Linked DNA regions of Homo sapiens: region 1 is linked to region 2. A link is a contact called in ENCODE POLR2A ChIA-PET data. All regions are on one chromosome and are shown on one strand. The core of a region is the stretch at or near the end of the contact, and the rest is flanking DNA. Distances in the headings are between cores, read along the strand shown.

Region 1 (5,106 bases), core at 223-2,722, 700 kb after region 2:
TGGGATTACAGGCACCCACCACCATGCCTGGCTAATTTTTGTATTTTTAGTAGAGAGGAGATTTCGCCGTGTTGGCCAGGCTGGTCTCAGACTCCTGACCTCAGGTGATCTGCCTGCTTGGGCCTCCCAAAGTGCTGGGATTACAGGCCGGAGCCACTGCACCTGGGCTAGAAGGCATTTTATCTGCTTTAATGCAATAAATCTTCAGAACAGCCCTATAACATGGGGCCTGTAATAAAGCCCATTTACTGATGAGAAAACTGAGGCTTGGAGAGGTTATGCAACTTAGTTGACCAAAGTCACACAGAGAGGAAATGGTGGCACCCAAGATTCAATACACTGCCTCCACGAATAAATGATGTGTTATCCACATCATTGTCATTAACCTTGACTTTCAGAGACTTATAGTCTAGTGGGAATCTGGCAGCCTTTCCATCCTCAGACTTAGCCCCAAGGGGCCCAGGCATGGCCACAGACTTGTTTTGTGTCTCCGGGCAAATTACTTAACCTCTCTGGTTCTGCTTCCTTTTTTTTTTTTTTTTTTTTTTTTGAGACCAAGTCTTGCTCTGTCACCCAGGCTGGAGTGCAGTGGTGCCATCTCAGCTCACTGCAAGCTCCGCCTCTCAGGTTCATGCCATTCTCCTGCCTCAGACTCTCGAGTAGCTGGGACTACAGGCGCCCACCACCACGCCCAGCTAATTTTTTGTATTTTTAGTAGAGATGGGGTTTCACCATGTTAGCCAGGATGGTCTCGATCTCCTCACCTCGTGATCTGCCCACCTTGGCCCCCCAAAGTGCTGGGATTACAGACGTGAGCCACAGCGCCCGGCCACTTCTTTTTTTCTTTTTTTGAAACAAAGTCTCACTCTGTCACCCAGGCTGGAGTGCAGTGGCTGGATCTCAGCTCACTGCAACCTCCGCCTCCCGAGTTCAAGCAATTCTCCTGCCTTAGCCTCCTGAGTAGCTAGGATTACAGGCACTTGCCACCACGCCAGGCTAATTTTTGTATTTTTAGTAGAGACGGAGTTCCACTATGTTGGCCGGGCTAGTCTCAAACTCCTGACCTCAGGTGATCCACCCGCCTCGGCCTTCCAAAGTGCTGGGATTACAGGCGTGAGCCGCCGCGCCTGGCCCCCTGATTCTGCTTCTAGGAAATGAGATTGGGTGGGCGTTAAATGAGAAAATGTGCAGGAAATGCCCAGCCTTTTGCCCAGTATACAAGAGACACTTGATAAGTGTTCTTCTCTTTATTTCCTTCTTTCTCCCTGCCCTCTGGGACCGCTGTCTGGGAGCCATTGGGGCCTACCCGGTGCTGACCACCAGCCACCGCTTCAGAGGAAGCTGCGTTCAGGGTCGTTCCTCCCCAGGTCGGGCAATGCCGAGCACTGCCTCCAGGGGGCGCCGCCACGCCGACCCCGCGCCCCGGGGGTTGTCTTTTCCGCCGCAGCCGCGCGGGGCCGCCCGGGCCCTGAGTTTTCAGGACCGATGGCGCGCCGACAGTGGGGAGGTCGGCGTCCCAGCTGAATCAAGGACGTCCTTTAGCACCGCAGTGATAATGAACACACAACAATAATAGCCGCAGATCCACCCATAGCGAGCTGCTGGAGTTTAAAGGGCGCATGCGCTTGCTGGGAGGCTGTGGGACTCAGGGAAGGTGCCAGGCCTTAGACTCTGAGCTGGGTTCGAATCCAGAGCAGAGCAGTCTCTCACGTTTCCCCGCTCTGTACCCTTAGGCTTCTCTGAGCTTCTGCTTCCTTTTTTTTTTTTTTTTTTTTTTTTTTTTTTTTGAGACGACGGAGTCTGGCTGTGTCGCCCAGGCTGGAGTGCAGTGGCGCGATCTCCGGTCACTGCAAGTTCCGCCTTCCAGGTTCACGCCATTCTCCTGCCTCAGCCTCCCGAGTAGCTGGGACTACAGGCGCCCGCCACCACGCCTGGCTAATTTTTTTATATGTTTTTAGTAGAGACGGGGTTTCACTGTGTTAGCCAGGATGGTCTCGATCTCCCGATCTTGTGATCCACCGGCCTCGGCCGCCCAAAGTGCTGGGATTACAGGCGTGAGCCACTGCGCCCAGCCTCCTTTGTTTTCAAATGGGAAATGTATTATAGTTCTTGAGAGGAATAAATGAGCAACTTAGGAGAAGTGCATGTACCGTAATTCCCTCTGTCCTGTGAGGGAGCTCTGATTGAATTCCTTTGTGGAATGAGAACGCTGGGGACCCTTTCCCAGGCTCGCGGGCCTCCATGGGTCTCTCTCTCCCCTAGCACAGCCCAGAGGCCAGTCCAGGAGCTCTCTCCCTAAACCCCCTCTTCGGAGCTTCCCTACTCCTCTCTGGAGTTGGCAGCACCTTCAGCTCCTTGGACTCCTCTGGGAACTGCCCCTCCGTCCCCAGGTGCAGGCCCAAGCCAGCAATCTTCCCCTGGCCAATCCCACTACATCCCTCAAACTGAAGCAACGCCCCGTTTGTTCTCCTTACCGCTTCCAAAACCCCATCCAGCCATCTTCTCCAGAAAAACCTTTCCCCGTGTCCTCTCCCAGGTCCACAGCCTTTGCACATGCCACTCCTTGTATCTGGAACACCCTTTCCCCAAGCCCTAAAGCTTGTTACTCAGAACACAGCTTAAATATCACTTTTTCCAGGACGCTCCCTCCCTGTGGTCCTATGGTCGCCTGAGTTTCTTTTGCATTTCTTGTTTTTTTTTTTTTTTTTTTTTTTTTTTTGAGACAGTATCTCGCTCTGTCTCCCAGGCTGGAGTGCAGTGGCGCGCGATCTCGGCTCACTGCAAGCTCCACCTCCCGGGTTTTACGCCGTTCTCCTGCCTCAGCCTCGCGAGTAGCTGGGACTGCAGGCGTGCACCACCTACGCCCGACTAATTTTTTTTGGTATTTTTTTAGTAGAGATGGGGTTTCACCGTGTTAGCCAGGATGGTCTCGAACTCCTGACCTTGTGATCCGCCCACCTCGGCCTCCCAAAGTGCTGGGATTAGAGGCGTGAGCCACCGCGCCCGGCTGTTTTGTTTTGTTTTTTAAGATGCAGTCTCACTCTGTCCCCCAGGCTGGAGTGCAGTGGCGCGATCTCGGCTCACTGCAACCTCCACCTCCTGGGTTCAAGCAATTCTCTTGCCTCAGCCTTCTGAGTAGCTGGGAGGGACTACAGGTGTGCACCACCATGCCTGGCTACTTTTTGTATTTTTACAAAACTACTATATTGGCCAGGCTGGTCACTATATTGGTTTCACTCTATTGGTTTCACTATATTGGCCAGGCTGGTCTCGAACTCCTGACCTCAGGTGATCCGCCCGACTCAGCCTCCCAAAGTGCTGGGATTACATGTGTGAGCCACCATACCCAGCAGGATTTTTTTGTTTAGTGCCTAATCTCCCCTCATTACAGAGTGAAGCCCTCAAAAACAAGAACCTCATCAGTCAAGGGCTCCATGTTATGCCTAGGGCCCTGCCCTGTGAATGTTTGGTAAATGTGTGTCTAATGAATAAGCGATTCCACCCAACTGGGTCCACACTCACTAAGCTTTCTCAACAGCCTCGGCTCAAAGGCACATACACAGAGTCAACACAGCCACACACACACGCACACACATGCACAGAGTCACAAATGGTGCACAAATATGCAACAGGCTCACGCACAAAGCTGAATTCATCTGTGCTCACTACTCCTCTGTGTCCCAGGTCTGTTTTCTTTTGTGACTTGGGGTCCCTGAGAACAAGAGTGTTTTTTTTTTCTTTTTTTAGATGGAGTTTCACTCTTTCGCCCAGGCTGTAGTGAAGTGGCAAGATCTCGGCTCACTGCAACCTCTGCTTCCCAGGTTCAAGTGATTCTCCTGCCTCAGCATCCCGAGTAGCTGGGATTACAGGCACCCGTCAACATGCCCGGCTAGTTTTTGTATTTTTAGAAGAGACAAGATTTCCTCATGTTGGCCAGGCTAGTCTTGAACTCCTGACCTCAGGTGATCCACCTGCCTCAGCCTCCCAAAGTGCTAGAATTACAGGCATGAGCTACTGCACCTGGCAAGAGTTATGTTTTTTTGTCTTCGAGATGGAGTTTCACTCTTTTGCCCAGGCTAGAGTGCAGTGGTGCAATCTCGGCTCACTGCAACCTCCGTCTTCCGGTTTCAAGCGATTCTCCTGCCTCAGCCTCCTGAGTAGCTGGGATTACAGGTGCCCGCCACCACGCCTGGCTAACTTTTGTATTTTTAGTAGAGACGGGATTTCACCATGTTGGCCAGGCTGGTCTTGAACTCCTGACCTTGTGATCCACCCGCCTCAGCCTCCCAAAGTGCTGGGATGAGAGGCATGAGCCACCGCGCCCAGCCTTTTTTTTTTTTTTTTTTTTTTTTGAGTCGGAGTTTTGCTCTTGTTGCCCAGGCTGGGGTGCAATGGCACGATCTCGGCTCACTGCAACCTCCGCCTCCCAGGTTCAAGCGATTCTCCTGCCTCAGCCTCCCGAGTAGCTGGGATTATAGGCATGTGCCACCATGTCCGGCTAATTTTTAGTAGAGACGGGGTTTTTCCATGTTGGTCAGGCTGGTCTCGAACTCCCGACCTCAGGTGATCCGCCTGCCTTGGCCTCCCAAAGTGCTGGGATTACAGGTGTGAGCCACCGCGCCCGGAAAGAGTTGTGTTTTTTACCAGCCTAGGAGCCCCTAGGAGAGGGCAATTTGCTCCCATCAGACTGGGAATCCCAGGCGAATGCTCTATCTCCCCAACTAGTTTGAGGACCTGGGCTCAGGAGTGTCTCCCTTACCAGCCCAGGAGCTCCTGGACCAGGCTGCTTCTACTTCAGGCTTTGGAGCCCTTGGGCCATGCTAGATATGTTCACTAACTAGCCTTGGAGCCGCAAGAACAGAATGGGCCTTCCTTGCTTCAGCCAGGTACTCCAGGAGCAGAGCTGAGCTGGATCTCCCCCAGCAGGCTGGTGGCTCCCACAGGCATGGCTGTGTCTCCCTGACCCCTCTCCACCTCTGCCACTGTCCACCGGCCTAACCCTTCTACCTTGATACAGCAGTTAGGGCTGGGCTGGGCTGGGCTGCCCGAGCTTTGGAAGCAGCAGCAAACCACACTGTGAGACAGGTCCTTTGGAATTCCCTAGGA
Region 2 (5,077 bases), core at 125-2,624:
TCCTGTGCATACCTATGTGTCTCTGCACAGTCTTCTATTACAACACCTTTCATTCTACATGGCAACTTGATTTACATATTTGTCTCCTTGAGAGTAGGGACTTTCTCTTAATGTTGAATTTTGGTCTCCCCATCTCCTTCCCCTTCCCTCCACATATTTGGCACCAAGTAGGTGTTTAAAATTGAACAAATGAACTACACTTTTTTTCTTTTCCTTTCTTTTCTTTTTCTTTTTCTTTTCTTTTTTTTTTTTTTTTTTTTGACAGTCTCGCTGTGTCACCCAGGCTGGAATGCAGTGGTGTGATCTCGGCTCACTGCAACCTCCATCTCGTGGGTTTCAGCAATTCTCTGCCTCAGCCTCCCGAGTAGCTGGGATTACAGACACCCACCACCACGCCCAACTAATTTTTGTATTTTTAGTAGAGACGGGGTTTCACCATCGTGGCTAGCCTGGTCTTGAACTCCTGACTTTGTGATCCACCAGCCTCAGCCTCCCAAAGTGCTGGGATTACAGGCATGAGCCACCGCGCCACCTGAACTACACTCTTGGAAGAGAAACTCTCCTGCCCAGGGCTGGGGCCTTTTGTCTCCTGGGAACTGGCTGCAATGCAGGAGAGGTAGATGGGGCCTGCAGATCTCCCACCTGCTGAGATCACACAGGTCAGGAGCTCTAGGCAAGTTTCAGTCCTTCTAGTCATTCCCGTAGGGATTCATGTGAAAGTGAAAGTCTGCAGTAGGGTACTCAATAAATGTGTGTGGTGATCATAACAATGGCCAATATTGCTTATGAAGTACCTACTAATTGCCAGCCTCTGTGCTAAGTGCTTTATAGATACTATCATGTTAACCCTGTATGTGTTAACCCTAACAGCCCTGGGGCAGGCATTGTTATATCCTCTGTTTTTGGTTTGTTTGTTTGTTTGTTTGTTTTGAGACAGAGTCTTGCTCTGTCGCCCAGACTGGAGTGCAGTGGCGCGATCTCGGCTCACTGCAACCTCCGCCTCCCAGGGTCCAACGATTCTCCTGCCTCAGGTTCCCGAGTAGCTGGGATTACAGGTGCGCACCACCACGTCCGGCTAATTTTTTTACTTTTAGTAGAGATGGGGGTTTCACCATGTTGGCCAAGCTGGTCTCGAACTCCTGAACTCATGATCCACCCGCCTTGGCCTCCCAAAGTGCTGGGATTACAGGCGTGAGCCACCGCGCCCGGCCATCTCTGTTTTATCAAGGAGAGGGAAGAGGAGTCTGAGCTAGTGTGATGGTTAATTTTCGGTGTCAACTTCACCGGATTAAGGAATACCCAGAGGACTGATAAAGCATTATTTCTGGGTGTGTCTGTGAGTGTGTTCCCAGAAGAGAGTGGCCTGTGAGTGGACTGAATGGTACAGATCCGCCCTCAATGTGGGCGGGCGCCAGCTAATGGGCTAGGGCCCAGAATGAACACAAAAGGCAAAGAAGGGATTTCCTGTCTCTCTTCCTGGAGCTAGGACACTCTTCTTCTCCTGTCCTTAGACATTAGATCCCCATGCTCTTCAGCCCTTGGACTCCAGGACTTACACCAGCAGCCCCTGGGTTCTCAGGCCTTCATCCTCTAAGCATCACACCACTGGCTTCCTTGGTTCTGAGGATCTCAGATTTGGACTGAGCCACACGACCGGCTTGCCAGGGTCTCCAGCTTGCAGAAGGCCTCCAATGGGACTTCTCAGCCTCCATAATCATGTGAACCAATTGCCCTCACAAGTCCCCTCTTGAATGTGTACATCTATCTATATACTGTATTTATTCTGTCTCTCTAAAGAATCCTGACTAATGCAGCAAAGCAAAACACTGTGCTCAATCACCCAGCAGGTAAGAGGCAGAGCTACCAACCTCCATCTGAACCATTATGCACTGCTGCTGTATCCTATACCATAGTAACTGGATTAAGGGTAGAAGAAACTTGCTCTTTTTGGAACCTCCTCCTCCCCCCAAAACAAGCCTAGCTATACTCAGTGAAAATTATACAGATTAGAGAGTAGGACTTGGCCAGGCGCGGTGGCTCATGCCTGTAACCCCAGCACTTTGGGAGGCTGAGGCGGGCGGATCATGAGGTCAGGAGATCGAGACCATCCTGGCTAACACGGTGAAACACTGTCTCTACTAAAAATACAAAAAAATTAGCTGGGCATGGTGGTGAGCTGTAGTCCCAGCTACCCGGGAGGCTGAGGCAGGAGAATGGCGTGAACCCAGGAGGTGGAGCTTGTAGTGAGCTGAGATCCTGCCACTGCACTCCAGCCTGGGTGACAGAGCAAGACTCCATCTCAAAAAAAAAAAAAAAAAAAAAAAAAAGGAGAGAGAGAGTAGGACTTTCAGATCCATAGCCAACATAAAGCACCCACAAATCTTCATCAGGTACTAAAGGGTATAATAGTGATTACTTCTGTTTATAAGCCCTACTATCAGGAGGTTTACACTGATATTTGTTAATGTTCACAATAAGCCTTCAAGGTAGATGGCATTACCCCACTTTATAGAAGAGAAAACTAAGTTTCAGAGGTCTTCCAAATGATACACAGTGAGGACAAGGCATTGCCGGGTTGTTTGAATTTGCCCCACTCCAACGTTAGTCTTTTCACATGGTTGTTAACCTTCAGGTGGACCTGGGGCAGCATACTGTGGTGAACACAAAATAAACTCCAGACTTCTAGGCTTTCAGAGCAGAAATTACTCTTCCCTACCCTGAGAAGGGCCCCCAAAATAGAAGGCTGCTGCATCACTTAGTGGATACATACACCGCAACCTCAACCACTCTTGGCCTGAGATTACCTTTAGGGTTCTCGCCTGGAAGAAGAGCACATCTCTCCCGCTCAGCCTACTCTCAGGGAAAGCAAGTAAAGATCTGGCAAGCACCCAGAAAGACTGAGGGTTATTTTTTGTTTTGTTTCCAGTGTTTTTAAAATTGTATATAGGTATGGCTACAACATGTTTTGATATACATATGCAGTAACTGTTGATTCTAGTCTAGAAAGGCCATAGATACCACTACCCAGCTCCTTCTCAGACAAACCTTTATCAAAGTTTTATTAGCCTCAGCTCAAGGGATCTCTATTTGGGCATCTCATTACAGGGCAAGGACGCTTCAGCCATTTGTAACACCACCACTCAAGAAGGATCTTCAAGGGTGGCAGTGGAAATGAGTTGCAAAGGAACTGTAAATTCTCCTTGCCCCTTCCCCCCTCTTCATGCAGTTGCTCTCTCAACCCACCTATTCCTTCAAGTCTGACACTGGATTACTCCCATTCCCTGAACACATTTCCCACGTTCTCATCTCTGCTCATTTATTCCACTTCCCTTTGCCTGGAACTTATTCTTCCTTGGCCAAAATCTATCTTCTGCATTGAACTCCAACAGCACTTAATTTTTTCGTTTCTTTTTTCTTTTTGACACGGAGTCTGACTCTGTTGCCCAGGCTGGAGTGCAGTGTGGCGCGATCTCGGCTCACTGTAACCTCCACCTCCCGGGTTCAAGCAATTCTTCTGCCTCAGCCTCCCAAGTAGCTGGGATTACAGGTGCATGCCACCACGTTCAGCTAACTTTTTTATGTTTTTAGTAGAGATGGGGTTTCACTGTATTAGCCAGGCTGGTCTTGAACTCCTGACCTCAGGTGATCTACCCACTTTGGCCTCCCAAAGTGCTGGGATTACAGGAGTGGGCCACCGCACTGGCCTTTTTTTTTTTTTTTTTTTTTTTTTTTTTTTTTTTTTTGAGACAAGGTCTCACTCTGTCGTCCAGGCTGAGTGCAGTGGGGCAGTCGTTGCTCACTGTAGTCTCAATTTCCCAGGCTCAAGCAGCAATCTTCCCACCTCAGTCTCTCAAGTAGCTGGGGACAACAGGTGCACGCCACCACACTCAGCTAATTTCTTTCTTTCTTTCTTTTTTTTCCCAAGACAGAGTCTCGCACTGTCCCCCAGGCTGGAGTGCAGTGCTGCAATCTCAGCTCACTGCAACCTCCGCCTCCTGGGTTCAAGCGATTCTTCTGCCTCAGCCTCCTGAGTAGCTGGGACTACAGGCACACCACCACACCCAGCTAATTTTTGTATTTTTAGTAGAGACGGGGTTTCACAATGTTGGCCAGGATGGTCTCGATCTCTTGACCTTGTGATCTGCCCGCCTCGGTTTCCCAAAGTGCTGGGATTACAAGCATGAGCCATCGCATCTGGCCTATATTTTATATTATATATATATAATTTATGTAGATACGTGTTTTGTTTTCATTTCTGTGGGTAATTTGGAAATCCTCTCCCTTAACCCCTTAAAGAAGGCCTTTAGGTTCTCTAGTTAAAGGGTTCTAAGCTTCACATCCAAAAATCAAGTTTCCAGGCACTCAGAAGACAATTTCCAAATAAACCTTTTTTTCCTTTTTTTTTTTTTTTGAGACGTAGTCTCGCTCTGTTGCCCAGGCTGGAGTGCAGTGGCGTGATCTCGGCTCACGGCAGCCTCCGCGTCCCTGGTTCAAGCAATTCTCCTGCCTCAGCCTCCCAAGTAGCTGGGATTACAGGTATGCACCACCACACCCGGCTAATTTTTATATTTTTAGTAAAGATGGGGTTTCATCATGTTGGCCAAGTTGGTCTCGAACTCCTGGCCTCAGGTGATTTGCCCACCTCGGCCTCCCAAAGTGTTGGGATCACAGGCATGAGCCACCAAGCCGGGCGGAAACTTTTTTTATTGTAGAGATGAGGTCTCATTATATTGTCCAGGCTGCTCTCGAACTCCTAGCCTCAAGTAATCCTCCCACCTAGGCCTCCCAAAGTGCTGGGATTACAGGCATAAGCCACCGCACCGGTCCCCAAAGACTTTTGAAAAGTGTGGGCTCATTAGGAGAACTAATCCAGAAGGAAAAGAGATGGGAGTGAGTGCTTTAAATGGAAGAAGAAAATAATCTGCGGAGGGAAGGGAAAGTTAGAGAGGGCACCAGGCTTTTGATGGCTTATGGGACAAGTAGGGACCTAAGGCTCCACTTGCATATAGCACACCAGGATGTGGAGAACGTCGTAGGCGACTGTCCACTATGTACCTTGCCTTTGAGAGTAGTGGCA

What was found. ChIA-PET counts read pairs that join two places held with the same protein, here RNA polymerase II (POLR2A).
Region 1: POLR2A ChIA-PET joins it to region 2 with 11 read pairs in WTC11. The contact joins two enhancer-like sites. POLR2A ChIA-PET finds 5 or more read pairs at or near these places in 2 of 52 experiments (K562 and WTC11).

The regions. Positions count from the first base shown.
Region 1 is chr1:32,710,944-32,716,049 of GRCh38, forward strand. No RefSeq gene overlaps it. Among named protein-coding and RNA genes, the nearest start is that of SYNC, 11 kb to the left of the region's middle. RefSeq lists silencers at 1,275-1,514, 3,385-3,679. Within about 2 kb of position 1,473, at least 11 of the 41 ENCODE cell types and tissues checked have a DNase peak (open chromatin) inside an H3K27ac peak, as active enhancers do.
Region 2 is chr1:32,007,802-32,012,878 of GRCh38, forward strand. No RefSeq gene overlaps it. Among named protein-coding and RNA genes, the nearest start is that of KHDRBS1, 3.5 kb to the right of the region's middle. RefSeq lists an enhancer at 417-976. Within about 2 kb of position 1,375, at least 2 of the 41 ENCODE cell types and tissues checked have a DNase peak (open chromatin) inside an H3K27ac peak, as active enhancers do.